Linked DNA regions of Homo sapiens: region 2 is linked to region 1. The links are chromatin loops, found by intact Hi-C in ENCODE. Cell type or tissue: CD4-positive, alpha-beta T cell. All regions are shown on one strand.

Region 1 (8,000 bases):
AGTTCATACAACGTACCAGTTACTGAAAAAGATCAGTGCTTGACTGCCCTCACCATTAAGGAGCTCACAGTCAGACAGAATGCCAATGAATGACATCAATGGTTGTAACAGTGTAAGGACAGCCAAAGGACAGTAGGGCCACACTGCTCTGAAACTCATCACTGTAGAGCCCAGGTTAAAATTCTACTGTCACTTCCTGGCTGCATGACTGAGTAAGTTATTAGCACCACTCATGGGACTGCTATGGGGATGAAGTTAAAAGATGATGAAAGCCTGGGCAATATAGCAAAACCCTGTCTCTACAAAAAAAAAAAATTAATTAATTAGCTGGTGTGGTGGTGCATGCCTGTAGTCTCATCCACATGGGAGGCTGAGGCAGGAGGATTGCTTGAGCCTGGAAGTAGAGGCTGCAGTGAGCCATGATTACATCACTGCTCTCCAGCCTGGGCAACAGAGAGAGACCCTGCAAAAAGAAAGGGAAGGGAAGGGAAGGGAAGGGGAGGGGAGGGGAGGGGAGGGGAGAGAGAGGAAGGAAGGAAGGAAGGAGGGAGGGAAGGAAGGAAGGAAGGAAGGAAGGAAGGAAGGAAGGAAGGAAGGAAGGAAGGGAGGGAAGGAAGGAAAGAAGGAAGGAAGGGAAGGGAAGGGAAGGGAAGGGAGGGAGGGAGGGAGGGAGGGAGAGCCAGGCATGGTGATACACACCTATAGTTCTAGCTACTCAGGAGGCTGAGGCAGGAGGATTACTTGAGCCCAGGAGTCCCAGGCTGTAGTGTGCCATTATTGGGCCTGTGAATAGTCACTGCACTCCAGCCTGAGCAACATAGCAAGACTCCCATCTCTAAAAAGAAAAAAAAATAATAAGGTCATGGGAGACCAGAAGCGCAGCTGACACATATGCATAACAGGTATCCCCTGCAGAGTGCGATGGGAGCACAGAAGGTGAGAAACTAAACTTGAGTCTGCAAGGCATCCACGAGGAGGTGACCTCAGAGCCCAGTCTTCAAGAATGAGTAAGAGAGAGGTGGAGAAGCAGAGGAAGGCTGATTCAGGCTGGCTCTCCAGTGCACATAAAAGCATGAAAGGAGAGAACATGAGTCACTCCAGAGGGCCCTGGGAGGGCCTCAGATAGCTGCATTGGAGAGGCAGGCAGGAGCTGAATCACTCAGGGCCCTGCTAATGAATTCAGATCTTGGCTAAGGTCAGTGTAGGGCTGTGGAAAGAGTTTAAGCTGAAACCTGCCATGGACGGTTTGGCACTTTCTAAATCAACCACATTTTTCATAGCATTAGCCAGTGATAATCAATTTTGGATCAGGTCATGATCCGGAGGCCCTGCAGGATGCAGAAGCAAAGCCTAAGAAAGGCTCTGTTGAGGGCCATAGACTTCTACGGCAATGTATATTTATTATAATTCTTTGGGAATTGATATATCCTTTGTGGAAAAGACTCATGTCTTTTTCTATTATCTTTGAAAGTGCTAGAACAATACATGGACACATCAGATTTGCCCAACAAATACCAATTGGTCATAACCGATGCACGTTACATATGATGACTTCTTGCTATTTAAGGTAGTCAATGGCCTATTTGGTGGAAAGTAGAGATGAGGGTGGGGGCCTGGACTGCACTCCAGCCTGAGCAACATAACAAGACTCCCATCTCTAAAAAGAAAAAAAAATAATAAGGTCATGGGAGACCAGAAGCGCAGCTGTCACATATGCATAACAGGTATAACATCTTGCATACCATAGCAAGATGTTAAAGGACAAATGCCACTTAGGTTATGTGTCCATTACACTGACTTCAGTGTAATGGAGGGTTGTTCATTTAAATCACAAAACCTGTTCTGTTCAAACCAGCTGATTTTTTCTGATTTCTGGTAATGCAATGTGAAATTAGCAATAGAATTATATTCCCTTTAATTTGGAGGTGGAAAAAGGAGTGAAAAGGAAATAAGACACACTTTGGTGGGGAGAAAACCAGTGAATCCATGGAGGAATGTGGTCTGGAGGATCTACTAGGGAAATGAACCATCCAAAACAACAGTATCTTGACAGTCATTGAACCTAGGCTCACTTATTCATTCATTCATTCATTCATTCATTCAACAAATATTTATTGAGCCCCTTCTATATCCAAGATGCTACACAATGGTGAACAAAACTGACACCATCTTGTTCTGAACCTCATGAAGATTACTCTGCAGCAGGGAAAATATGCTTTATATAAATGAACACACTAATAAGTACATAATGAGTTGTGATAAGTGCTATGAAGGAAAACAATAGTGTCCTGTGCTATGAAAAAGAAGAAAGGCCTGCCTTAGGCTGGGGTCAAGGAAGATTTTCCTGAGGAACAGTCAAAAAGAAGGAGTAGGAAAAAGCCAGGACAGGACCAATCGGGAGAGGCTGCAGGCAGGGGAGGGCCTCCAGTGGAAAAGAGCTGTGTGAATCTGAGAAACAACAAGTTGGAGGTGTGGATCGGGGAGGCGTGAGGAGGAAGCGGCCACAGGTACAGGGACCAATTCGCACAATAGGAAAAGGTGAGAAATGAAGAGGGCCTTCAGTGGAGATCCACAGCCTCTCTCCAAGTCAACACACTCAGTCAGTCCTGGCAGCTCAGCCCAGAAAACTTTGTCAGCCATGGCTGGGGTAACTGTGTCCAGAGGTGTTTGAACAAGAGCCACTCCATCTTGAATAGGGACTGAGTAAAATAAGGCTGAAACCTACTGGGCTGCCTTCCCAGGTGGTTCAGCATTCTTAGTCACAGGATGAGATAGAAGGTTGGCACAAGGTACAGGTCACAAAGACTTTGCTGATGAAACAGGACTCAGTAAAGAAGCCAGCCAAGACCCACCAAAATCAAGATGGTCATGAAAGTGACCTCTGGTCGTCCTCATTACTCATTAAATGCTAATTTTAATGCATTAGCCTGATAAAAGACCCTCCCACCAGGGCCATGACAGTTTACAAGTGCCATGGCAACGTCAGAAAGTTACCCTATATGGTCTAAAAAGTGAAGGAACCCTCAGTTCCGGGAATTGCCCACCCTTTTCCTGGAAAATTCATGAATAATCCACCCCTTGTTTAGCATAGAATCAAGAAATAACTACCAGTATAATTAGCTAAGCAGCCCACACAGCTGCTCTGCCAGTGGAGTAGCCATTCTTTTTTGTTGTTGTTCTTCTTGTTTTTTGTTTTTTTTTTGTTTTTTTTTTTTTTGAGACAGAGTCTGGCTCTGTCGCCCAAGCTGGAGTGCAGTGGCGCAATCTCGGCTCACTGCAACCTCTGCCTCCGGAGTTCAAGCGATTCTCCTGCCTCAGCCTCCCGAGTAGCTGGGATTACAGGCATAGAGCACCATGCCTGGCTAACTTTTCGTATTTTTAGTAGAGAGAGTGTTTCACCATGTTGGCCAGGCTGGTCTGAACTCCTGAGCTCAAGTGATCTGCCTGCCTTTGCCTCCCAAAGTGTTGGGATTATGGGCGTGAGCCACCGCACCCGGCCTGTTTTCTATACTTCCTTAATAAACTTGCTCTCACTCTACGGACTCACCCCGAATTCTTTCTTGCGAGAAGTCCAAGAACCCTCGCTTGGGGTCTGGATCGGGACCCCTCTCCGGTAACAAGTGATATCGGTATTAAAGGTACCCCCACATGTCAAAGGCTTCCCTCCACAAGTCAGAGTTGGGGAGGGACAGGAGGCAGCAGGGGACCGACAAAGAGCAATGGAAAGAGAAGGCCTGGGAGCCAAGCAGGCCTGGGGTTGACTCCAGGCTCCCTTAGTGGCCTGCACAACTCAGATGACCCGTCTGTGAAGTGCAGGTCACAGTGGGCACCACACACGGCTGCAGAAAGGAGTGCAAAGGTGATGCCCACGCCTGGCCTAGGGCGGGGGCGCAATACATGGCTGTTGCGGCTGTGATTGCTGGAGGAAGGGAGTCATTTGGAAGGCACAAAGGAACTAGAACCTACTCGGTGTCGGGACAAGCCTCAAGGATGGGGCAGGGGTTCCGGCAAGAGCTGGGTTCCAGCCTGGGTTGCCACCAACAGCGAAAGTGACTGCCAGGTGGCAGTAGGGTGACTTCACCAGCTTAAGTGCTTAGCGGGCAGGCGAGGGGGCGGAGCAAGAGAAGAAAACACAAAGGGCCGGAAGGAAGCCGGGGAGACAGGTGGGGTACTCGGGAAGCTGGAGCGGGCCGGCGGTGCAGTCACGGGGGAGCGAGGCCTGCTGGGCTTGGCAACGAGGGACTCGGCCTCGGAGGCGACCCAGACCACACAGGTGAGCCCCCGCCCCGGGGAGTGTTGACGGCGGGAGGGGGTGGCCTCGGGGGAACGCGGCGCCGCAGGGCAGTCCTTCGAAGGCCGCGCGGTGCAGCGGTGGCCGCCCCCCACTCTCCCCTAACTCGGACCCCGGCGGCCCCGGCACGGGCGAGGGGCTGGGGAGCTTGGGGTGGCGCTGGCTGCTTCTGGCCAGGGATGGCAGCGGACTCCAGTAGGCTGACTCCCGGCTTCCCCGACCGCATCAGAAAGTGCAGTGTCCCCCGTCCGCCGTCCAGCCCTGCAGGCGCCCCCCTCCAAGCCATCCTAAGAAGCACCCCCGCCCCCCATGCTGGGGCGCGCCCTCCTCCGCACATTCGTCGGTCAGCACCCACGAACCCACGGGTCCCTTCCCCACCACTGAGGAAACAGAGGGTCCCCGGACCACCCCAGCGTGGGGGGTGGGAGCTACACCTGCAAGGCAAGACCCTCGGAAGGCTTGCTTTTAGGTGCAGACTGAGGACTAAGTGGGTGCCAGGGGACCTGGCCACCGAAGCTGAGAGGTATATTTGCCTCCCAATATAGGGCAGCGGCCTAATGGCTAAGCAAAGATAATCTAATTTGGCGTGGTCAGCAAAGACTTCCTGGGAGTGCTCAGGAAATGGAAGGTGTGCAGGGGCTTTATGGACGTATCCCTCATCCTCATCCTCATCCTAGTCTTCATTCCTGCAAGAGCCCCTCACCATTGTTGTGTCCATTATGCCCAATTAACAGTGGAGAAAGCTGAGGCAGAGACGGATTAAGTCATTTGCACCAAAGGGATCGCAGGGGTAAAGAGTCACGATTTGAACTCTGGTCTCTCTGACCCCAGTACTTTCCCGTGCAGGGCACCGTGCTGCCCCTGTAATCACATTAGACACCTGTGATGAAACTTGGTGCGAGTACGGGTCCCCTTGGCTCAAATGCCTCAAAGTTTAGTAACTGATGTAGGAAACAGAATTGTATATAAGAGGTTCATTTTGCAGAAGAAAAGCAGAGGTAGAGGTAGAGTTCAGGGCTGCAGAATGCAGTGGCCACTGGGGGCAGGAGGAGGCTCAAAGTCCACCTGGATTATGTCCATCATTGCCAAATCCAGGGTCCACTTTTCTAAGCCATGTGATGGTGTTGATGATTCACTCCCTCCTTCAGAAATTCCCTCCCCTCTGTATCAGCTATTCCTTCTCAGTCATTTCCTTGGCCTGCTTTTTTTTTTTTAATCTTTCTTCTCTTTTCGATATTCCCTTGGGCTCAGTGTTCATATTCTCCAGTACTGTTTTTAGACACATTTATTAAAGTTCCCTGCTTTAACTCTCATCTCTATGATGGCAGCTCCCAACTTCATCTCTCTAGCCTACCCCTGTTCTGGAACTCTAGACCCAAATCGTCAAATATTAACAGTGGCTAATTCCACTGTTTGCCCCCACAGGCACCCAAATCCAACATTTCCAAACCCAAATTTAGCATCTCTATCAAAGATGCTAAATTCCCACCAGGGTCTTTGTTCACGTCCCTGTAACTCCTTGTCTGGACTAGTGTACCACCTTCCAACCTGGTCCTCCTGCCCCAGAGTCCATCTACCCTCCACAGATCCTCCTGAAAGCTTAGGAGTCCTAGTTCCTTTGTGACATGACTAGATGGAATGGACCCTGCTTTCTTTTCTTCCTTAGCATCCCATGCATACTTTTCATGTTGTGTAACTGTTGACTTGTCTATCTCCCCTTTTGGACTGTGAATTCCTTCACAGCGGTGATCTTGTCTTATCCTTCTTCATATCCCCTGGCCTGGCACATAATCGACACTCAGTGCACAGTGTGGTATTTCCACTCTATTCTAAATCTGATCTGTCCCCATTAGTGAGTGCATGTATGTGTGCTGGTGGAAGAGGAGCACTGGAAGTTGAGTTTGCAGATGGACTAATGACAAAAGGAAAAACACATTTTCCAAATAACTCCAGTGGATCCTCAGGATGCTTTTAAGCTTGATGCAAACATTTAGTCATGGCATAGTGATTCTCTTCTACCTTCCTTAGACACTGGGTCAAGGAGTAAGCAGAGGATAAACAACTGGAAGGAGAGCAAGCACAAAGTCATCATGGCTTCAGCGTCTGCTCGTGGAAACCAAGATAAAGATGCCCATTTTCCACCACCAAGCAAGCAGGTATACTTTTATATTTATTGATCGATTCATTGATTGAGACACGATCTCACACTGTCACCCAGACTGGAGTGCAGTGGTGCAGTCATGGCTCACTGCAGTCTCGAACTGCTGGATTAAGTGATCCTCCTACTTGAGCTTCTCACTTAACTGGGATGACAGGTGCAGGCCCACATGCCTGGCTAATTTTTTTTGTGGTTAGACATGAGGTCTCACTATATTGCCCAAGCTGGTCTCAAACACCTGGCCTCAATTAATCCTCCTATCTAGGCCTGCCAAAGTGCTGGGATTACAGGCGTGAGCCACCATGCCTGGTCAGGTATACTTTTAATTGCAGGACCTGCCATCTGAAAAAATATATATCATAGGATTTTTATTAAATTTCAACTTTAACCAGTCATCTTATTTTTTTCAGTCTGGCACTTTGTTGGATGGGCTTAGGGAAAATAGGATGGGGAAGGAAAGTGTGTTTTCAGCTGCTTTGAAAAGAAGCTGAAATTTAAAATTTAAAATTTAAAATTTTATTTACAAAACTCTTTCTTGGCTGGGCGCGGTGGCTCACGCCTGTAATCCCAGCACTTTGGGAGGCCGAGGCGGGTGGATCACGAGGTCAAGAGATCGAGACCATCCTGGCCAACATAGTGAAATCCCATCTCTACTAAAAATACAAAAAAATAGCCGGGCATGGTGGCTGGTGCCTGTAGTCCCAGCTACTCAGGAGGCTGAGGCAGGAGAATGGCATGAACCCAGGAGGCGGAGCTTGCAGTGAGCCGAGATCAGGCCGCTGCACTCCAGCCTGGCAACAGAGCGAGACTCTGTCTCAAAAAAAAGAAAAAAAAAAAAAAAAAAAACCCTTTCTTTACTCTTTCCTGTTTGTAATCCAGCCTTACTAACTCTTAGATGAACTGTCAGTGACTGAAGAGGTTTCTGATAGCAGAGCAAAACTCTTAATAGACTCTAACAGAGTGATACATGTTGCTTATTTATTTTTATTTATCCTTTCATTTATTTTTTAGAGATGGGGGTCTCATTATATTGCCCAGGCTGGTCTCAAACTCCTGAGCTCAAATGATCCTCCCACCTCAGCCTCCCAAAGTGCTGAGATTACAGGCAATATTTTGCTTATTTTTTTACATTTATATTACTGTAAGTAATCACACTAATCCTATGCTGCTGACAGGTGTTCCTGTTCAGGGTGGCAGAGTCCTTTATTACTAATTAGCTAGCAGATTGAGAACCCAAGTGTTAACATGGAAACAATTTTTCAACTTGTTAGGAATGGATATTGTGTATTTCAGGAATACATCAATGAAGAAAAGAGAAAGCATTTGATGGGTCAATGGCGTTCATGTTCAAGCTAAAAATAGTGTAATAGCAGTAATGTTTAAGGAGCAAAGTTTAGGCGAGGCAAACAGACAAATGATAGAAAGTCACAAGGAGAATTATTTGGACACCTGAGTTGCCTCTGTGAAATGGAGAGTCATCAAACATTCATGGCTATACAGAAAATGATAACCAGAGATCCTTTTTTTTTGAGATGGAGTCTCACTCTGTCA
Region 2 (8,000 bases), 770 kb after region 1:
GGTAGCTGGTACTACAGTTGTGTGCCACCACACTTGGCTAATTTTTTTTGTATTTTTAGTAGAGAAGGGGTTTTGTCATGTTGGCCAGGCTGGTCCCGAACTCCTGACCTCAAGTTATCCACCCGCCTTAGCCTCCCAAAATGTTGGGATTGCAGGCGTGAGCCACTGCACCCAGCCTGTTCTTTGACTGGGATGAGATGACCAATCACTGAGCAGAAATATTGGATAAGAGATTGGTCGCCCATCATTTTGATGGTTGTGTGTTATTAAGCTCACCTAGTGAGAACCGGATTAAGGACTTCAAGAGATGTTCTCATTGTCAGTAAGAAAATTGGATAGTTTAATAAGAACAGGTCTGGGAAGGAGAAAAGTGAGTTGACCCTTCTATTAGCCCTTGTTTAAGAATGACAGTTGGCCGGTGAGGTTGCTCGTGACTATAATCCTAACAATGGGGGAGGCCGAGGCAGATGGATGAGGTCAGGAGTTCAAGACCAGCCTGGCCAACAAATACAATAATTAGCTGGCTGTGGTGGTGGGTGCCTGTAATCCCAGCTACTCTGGAGGCTGGGGCAGAAGAATCACTTGAAACTGGAAGGTGGAGGTTGCAGTGAGCCAAGATTGTGCCACTGCACTTCCAGCCTGGGCGACAGAGGCAGACTCTGTCTCAAAAAAAAAAAAAAGAAAGAAAAGAAAAAAAAAAGACAATTGGTAAAGATTATGTAATAATGCCTTATTGCAAATACAACTTTCTGACCTGCCTATTCATTTTTTTCAAATACACAATGGAAATACTTCCATAGGGGTAAAAACAACTTATTAAAGGGTGTTTCCACTCTCTGCAAATGTTGACTAGGTTACACTAAATTTAATATAAATAGAACTTACATTTTCCTACTTAAATGATAGAATTTTTAAACTAATATACCATCATAATGTTGTTTTCCAGGCTGCCAGAAATTGTCTAGTAAGTGAGGCGGGAGTTGTAAAAGTATCTGATTTTGGAATGGCCAGGTATGTCCAAGTATACGTGGTTTTAGGTGATGTTTGCATTTTTTTGGTGGAATTAATAAGTGTGGGAATAATTTGCACTGATGAAGCAGAAAGGAAATCTTGTTAACTGGTTCTCAGATTAAATTAAGTATATATTGTGATGGTAGTAATTCTCTCCACTAGGTGGTAGTATAGCCTGTTAAATACACTGTATTTCCTGGTGTGGATTAGATTTCTAGAATCTTTTGTTTTCACAAAAACATATTTGGTGGTGAGGTTCTTAGTATGTCCATGTCTGCAGTGTTTTTCTTCTCTTAATTTTTATAATTTAATAGTATTATAAAATACCTTTTAAAGGTATTTAGTTTATTTTTTCTCTCTTCTCCCTCCGTCTATCCATTCATTCATCCATACATCCACCCATAAAAAATCAGGTGCCTGCTCTGTGCCAGGCATAATGATAAGCTGAACCATATAGAGAATAAGACCTACAAGTCCTTGCCCGCATGCAGCTTACATTGAGGAAGAGGGTGAATCAGAAGACCTGATAAAGTTACATGATCGAGCATGGTCGATACTGGTAAACTGTGGCTGTCAGTCTGACCCAAACCTCATTTGGGTTTCACATTTTTAAATGGATGAAAAAAATGAAAAGAATATTATGACATGTAAAAAAAAATCTGAAATTCCAATGTTGCTGTCCATAAAAATAGCGTGATTGAGACACAGCCTCGCTCATTCATTTAGGTGTTACCTGTGACTGCTTTCCTGCTACAGATGCAGAGTCAAGTAGTTGTCACGGGGACTGTATGGCCTGCCAGATCTGAAATATGTGTTATCTGGCCCTTTACATAAAAGTTGACTGATCCCTGTAATAGAGATAATTTGGGGTGGTGCTGAATGATGATGCAGGGCAAGAGTGAGGGTGGCTACTTGATCTGATGTTCAGGATGACCTCTTTGTGATAGGCAGATTTGACTGGAGACGAAAAGGTAGGAAGTAGCCAGTGTAGGTGAAAATAAAAGGATAAACTATTTCAGGTAGGAAGAAAAAGTGAAAAAGCTTGAAGTCTGGGACACGTCTGGCCTGCTCAAGGAACGGAAAAAGCGCCAGGGTAGCTGGCCAACGGGCAGCGCCAGGAATGCTCATAAATGCAGGCAAAGACCAGGCCATGTAGGGCCAAGTTTAACTCCTAAGGAAACTCAGGCCCAGGGAGATTAGAAAACTGTTACTGTCAGAAATGGGACCAGAACTTCCAACTCTTAGGATATTAATTACCCAATGCTCTTTATTTGCTTTTATATACAGATACTATATATTTGACAGGCTGTCTGCCGCTTTCATCTGTTCAATCTTCATATGTTAGGCTTTCAGAAAATCTGCACTTTTGTATCAACCACTCAAAAACCTCTTTATACCCTAAATTCAGACTCCACTGGCTGACAGTTTGATCCAGCCCACAGTGGCATTGTCTGCCAGCCAGCAGCTGGCTTTGTGCCGAGTCACCATCTTTGTCTACATAGCAAAGGATGTTTGTGCAATTCTTCGAAAATTTTCTCATGGAACCTTTTAGAAATTAATGGTATATTCACACACAATACAGAGATACATTCCTTTTGTAAATATGTGCTGCCCACCTTACAGAAAGGGCTGAAGTCTTTTCATCTACCAACCCTAATCAAGGATTCTCCCCTAAAGTTAGCTACTGTTACCAGTTTTTGTATGTTCTTCCAGAAGGACATTGTATGTTCACATAGAAAAATTATATAGTATTGTTTTGAGTGTATGTATGTATGTGGGGATGTTATGTATAAATACATACTCCACCATTTACATGTGGCATTTTGTGTTGTGTTTTTGTTTTTGTTTTTTTGCATTTGCTATTTTCATATGCTGTAGTTTTAAATTGTGCTCTGTGGAATTGGAGGCCTGAAAGCCTGTGTGTTTCTAGATGCTTTATACCACTTCCTCTGGAGCAGCTCTGCTTTAGATTTTTTACATATGGGGCCTTTGGGTAAAATTTTATTTAAAGAACAAAATTGCTTACAAAGAAAAGCTTGCAAACTATTTTATGATACCTTGTCTCTACTGCCTTATAAAAAGAAAGAAAAACAGAAAAATGAAAGTGCAGATGGTAACGTGGTGATGGATCCATCTCATGCACTTAAATTAAGCTGAGAGGAAGTTGGAAATCACCAGGTGTGGCCACTGAGGTGAACATTTAGCTTCAACCGGATGCTTGTTGGACTTCAGTCAACTGTGTTTTTGATTGCAAGGGGAAAAAAATGAAAGAGCAAGTAGAAAAAACAGATTGTTCTTCAGAGGTGTAAACCCATGGTGTGTCTTACTCTAGGTATGTTCTGGATGATCAGTACACAAGTTCTTCTGGTGCTAAGTTTCCTGTGAAGTGGTGTCCACCTGAAGTGTTTAATTACAGCCGCTTCAGCAGCAAATCAGATGTCTGGTCATTTGGTAAGATCCATGTTTCCTCATGTCCGTCCGCCCTGAGGAGAAAGTGGATACATCCATTTGGTAATCCTTATCCTTTTCCAGGTGTTTTAATGTGGGAAGTATTCACGGAAGGCAGAATGCCTTTTGAAAAATACACCAATTATGAAGTGGTAACCATGGTTACTCGAGGCCACCGACTCTACCAGCCGAAGTTGGCGTCCAACTATGTGTATGAGGTGATGCTGAGATGTTGGCAGGAGGTATAGATTTTTTGTGTGCTTTCTTTTTGAATCTCTTAGGGATTGGGCTTGGTAGATGGATAACATGCAGTCTTTATAGCCTAGTGAGGTGGTGCATCTTTATAGTGATTTCAAGCTCTAGGTAGGAAGCCAACCCTCTCAACTCAAGTTCTGAATAACGGGAAGAAGAATGTAAAGATGTGGAAAATGCTAATAACTACCTCGATACATTCAGGCTGCTTCCTCACTTCCAAGTGGGACTCCTTCCATGGTTGCCTGAGATAGGGACTTGGGGAATAAGCCTGGATAAGTAGCTCTTTTTTCATTGGTTCACTTGTAGAGTTGAAGTATTATTTTTTTACCAGAGTTGGTTTCTTTCTCTAAACCTCAACTTTCCGAGGTCTTTGAAAGTATTGAAATGTTACCTCCTAAAAGAGATTAGATACCAAATGACTTCTGAAAGACAGTAACATTAGCTCACATGTATTATGTACCAGGCACTATACTTAGTGTTTTGGATTTAGTTCTCAAAACAACACTTTGAGGTGGAGATACTTTGACTGTAGCCACTCTGTAGATGAGAAGATTAAGGGTCATGAGGTTGCTGCTTGCCTGGGGTCACTTAGCTACAGAACAGTATAGGCCTGTCTGATTCCAAAGCCCAGAGTCTCAACCACTTGCTGTACTGCCTCCCAAGAGCATTGATTGGGATGGGCAGAGACATTCTGGGCAGGAAGTGGTGCTAAAGGGAGAGAGAACAGCTTGAGCAAAGGTAAGGAGGTGGTTATAAACACAGTGTGCACAACAGTGGAGACAGTGGCCCTATTTAACAGACAGCCCATGTGAGGGATTTTGTGGGGAACAAGATTGGGTAACAAGAGGGTCGGGAAGTGGCAGATTATAGAGGCTCCTACAAATTTGCAGGACTTGATTTCACAGGCAGTAAAAAGATCTATCAGGGTCTTGAAGAGAGACATGAAAGCAGTGTCTTAGAAACGTTAGCCTAGCAGCAGTACATGCAGGGTAAATTAGGGTAGAGACAAGACCCCTTTGGAGATGCCTGTATGTCCTAGTCCCAAAGCAGTGAAGTCTCTCTGTAATATGCTGTGTTTAGGAGTTGGAGCAGTGAGAGGTTTTGTGGAATGGATTCTGGAACCCACAGCTTCTCTTTGACTTTTAATTGTAGAAACCAGAGGGAAGGCCTTCTTTCGAAGATCTGCTGCGCACAATAGATGAACTAGTTGAATGTGAAGAAACTTTTGGAAGATAAGTGATGTGTGACCAGTGGCTCCCAGATTCCCAAGCACAAGGAAGGATGGGCATTTTGTGGCTTTTAATTTATTGAGCACTTGGACATGTAGATCATTTTACTTATACAGTGGAAACACATAAATAATTTGCTTCTAGACCAGCCTCTGTCTAGACTTGCTTCTAGACAGAATCTCCCAGAGTGTGGAAATGTTGCCTTAGAAATGGTGATTAAAATCACTCATTTCTATTCATTCCTCAGGCACTTGAGTGACAGTTGTTTACCAGGCACTGTGTGTAGCCCCAGGGTTTGGCCATTCAGGGGTGCACACATGGGACCATGTTAGCTGATGCCAGTTGAAGGCCAGGGTATTTGGGAAGGGGAAGGGTATTAGAGTCATGACCAAGCAACCCTTCTTTTTCCCTTTGACTTCTACAGAAATCTGGGCCTGAGACATTGTCTACAATTGGGTTCTAGATACATCAGGAACCCATCTTGGATAAATAAATACCTATCTTTTGTTTTGAAAACATCTCAGTTTTCAAGACTGCTCTTAGTATTACATGAACAATATTTGTATGCTGTATATATTGTAAATATATATAATATATAAAGTTATATATTTATGAGAAACACGAATTGTCTTTTAATTGAAACTTTTAATCCTGTAGTATAGGAGTTCACCTTCTTAGGACTAGAGACTGTGCCTTATAGCTGTTAATTCATTTCCCCCTGAACATCAAATATGCCTGAAGAGAAGAAAGTCTAGATTCTTCTATGAGTAACGCCCCCTCCTCACTCAGGTAAATGTGTCTGGGGATGCCTGTCCAGCTTAACCACGTGCATTTGGCCTATGTAATCCTGCCCATGGTGGCCGCAGCTAATCAGAATCAGATGGAAAATTAAACCGGGTAATCTACTTCTAAGCCTTAAGAATATTCCCTGGGACACAGACACTATAATTGGAAGTGCTGAGCTCTGGGGCAGAAGGATCAGGTGACCTTCGCAACAAAGTTTGCCCCCACCTCACATAGGACCCGGAAGCAGCCTGAGCTGTGGCGGAGGATCCAGGAAGCTACGGAGAGAAGCAGCCAGCATGGTGTTCCGTGCCTCCCGGACGTTTTTCAGGAGGCCTGGTTGGACTTGGGTTCCTGGATGGTGGGATTGTTGTACAGCCTCTCAGGAGACCCTGCTGTCAAGACTGTGTGTGTGGATTTCTCACCCTTAGAAGCTCTACTAAGACATCAACGGAATTAGGGCCTTCCTTTTTGCCTTGTGAGCGCCAAGGAAAAGAAACTATCTCGGTCACGTGAGCGCCAGCGAAAAGAAACTGTATCAGTCATCCAGAGACCGTTTATTGCCCAACACGTTATTCTTGCTGTTGGTGGGGTAACTAGCCGAGGAAGACACAGCGCCTTCCCTTCAGGAGTTGCGTCTCCTCTGCAGGCCACGATGGTCTGCTCTGGAGCATTGGGTGAACACACAGGCTGGCTGCTCTGGGCAGCGCCTTCACTCTGACCCTGGAGAACCATTTCATTTCATCCTGGTCAGTCTAGAGTCTGTGCACCAGGCAGTCCATCCACTGAAGGCTGTGTTTATTCTTTTCCTGTGCCCCTCATAATGGAAGAAAGTAAACTGCTTATCCCGAGCCTTATCACAATCTGCCACATTCCTTCTTGTCTACCTGTTTAACTGTACCCCCATCACAAAAACAGGCACAACTTTTTTTTTACATTCCAGGGTACATGTGCAGGATGTGCAGTTTTGTTACATAGGTGAACGTGTGCCATGGTGGTTTGCTGCACCTATCAAAAACTCATCACCTAGGTATGCATTAGCTATTTTTCCTGATATTAGCCTGATATATATATTTCCTGATATTAGCCTGGCATGCATTAGCTATTTTTCCTGATGCTCTCCCCTCATCTGCCCTCCCCAACAGGCCCCAGTATGTGTTGTTCCCCTCCCTGTGTCCATGTGTTTCATGGTTCAGTTCCCACTTATAAGTGAGAACATGTGGTGTTTGGTTTTCTGTTCCTGCATTACTTTGCTAAGGATAACGGCTTCCAGTTCCATCCATGTCCCTGCAAAGGACATGATTTCATTCTGTATAGCTGCATAATATTCCACGGTGTATATGTACCACATTTTCTTTATCCAGCCTATCATTGATGGGCATTTTGGTTGCTAACCATGCACAACTTTTAACTGACTTGTAGCTCATTGAAGGAGTCGGTCCTGGCACACTCTACCTTACTATCACTGTCAGCCTTTTCTCCTTCCTTCCTGACCTTCCCTCCTCCCATCCCATACTTCCCTTTTCACCTTGAGGAGCTACGGGAAGTACTAGGTGGTATGAAAGAGAGTGAGGAGAAGATAGAGTCCCTGTCCTAATGGTCAGTGTATGCTTTTTATGGGAAAACAAGATAGATAGCACCTGGCAACATTTGTCAACATTTCCTTCAAAAATCTTTAAATATTTTTCACTAAGACTTAGAAAAAAAGTTTTATACGAAAGCATAACAAAGGCAAAAGGTGAAGTAAAAATAACAGTCATCACCCAGAATGCTAAGGAGACCTTAATCTAAACCAGGAAATTGGAAGGGCGATTAGAATATGCTGTGTCTTCATTAAAGTTGCTCTGTTAATTAGTTGACACATGGTTATGCTTTCCAGTGGGATGAAGTGAAACTCCCAAGTGTGTTTTGTATTGTTGGTGTTTTTATATTTCTCAGCCATCCCCCAATCACATTTTAGGGTTATTACTAGATTGACTTCCCCCAAATAAAGTGTCTGCTGAGTGGGAGGATGGAACATTCTAAACTCAATATTCCAGAGCCTAGAATCTAATTGTTTCTGCCACTCACGGTGTGGCCTTGGGCAAGTCCCTTATTCTGTCTGTGCCTTCATTTCCTTCCCAGTCCAGAGAGGGCAGTTTGATTTGATAATTTTAAAGGTGCCTTTTACCAAAATTTTGTGATTTCTTGAAAATGATGTTTGCGAGTCACCCACACCTTTGGGGATGAGAGACTAATAGCAGATACCCTCAGAGATTGGGATGGAGATTACTG

What was found. Hi-C counts contacts between places; a loop is a spot of excess contacts. Peaks named below come from ENCODE experiments on the same cell type or tissue, not always from the same donor. Only the 100,000 strongest peaks of a DNase experiment are listed, where the experiment ranks them.
Region 2: a loop joins it to region 1, with 2.8 times the contacts of the local background. A loop is called at or near these places in 2 of 110 quality-filtered maps.

Annotation. Positions count from the first base shown.
Region 1 is chr4:48,902,931-48,910,930 of GRCh38, reverse strand. OCIAD2 (OCIA domain containing 2) reads left to right here and starts at 4,157. Exons shown (of 7, transcript NM_001014446.3): 1 at 4,157-4,273; 2 at 6,320-6,447. The coding sequence starts at 6,382. RefSeq lists an enhancer at 3,850-3,929 and a silencer at 4,220-4,479. In CD4-positive, alpha-beta T cell, CTCF peaks have their summits at 3,812 and 4,012; a DNase peak (open chromatin) is centred at 4,110; H3K4me3 peaks cover 2,313 bases; H3K27ac peaks cover 553 bases.
Region 2 is chr4:48,134,366-48,142,365 of GRCh38, reverse strand. It overlaps TEC (tec protein tyrosine kinase), which reads left to right. Exons shown (of 18, transcript NM_003215.3): 15 at 947-1,011; 16 at 3,344-3,462; 17 at 3,544-3,701; 18 at 4,867-6,583. The coding sequence ends at 4,950. Among named protein-coding and RNA genes, the nearest start is that of TXK, 4.1 kb to the right of the region's middle. In CD4-positive, alpha-beta T cell, CTCF peaks have their summits at 1,066 and 1,265; DNase peaks (open chromatin) are centred at 1,175, 2,465, 3,215, 3,655 and 1 weaker place; H3K4me3 peaks cover 1,003 bases; H3K27ac peaks cover 6,315 bases.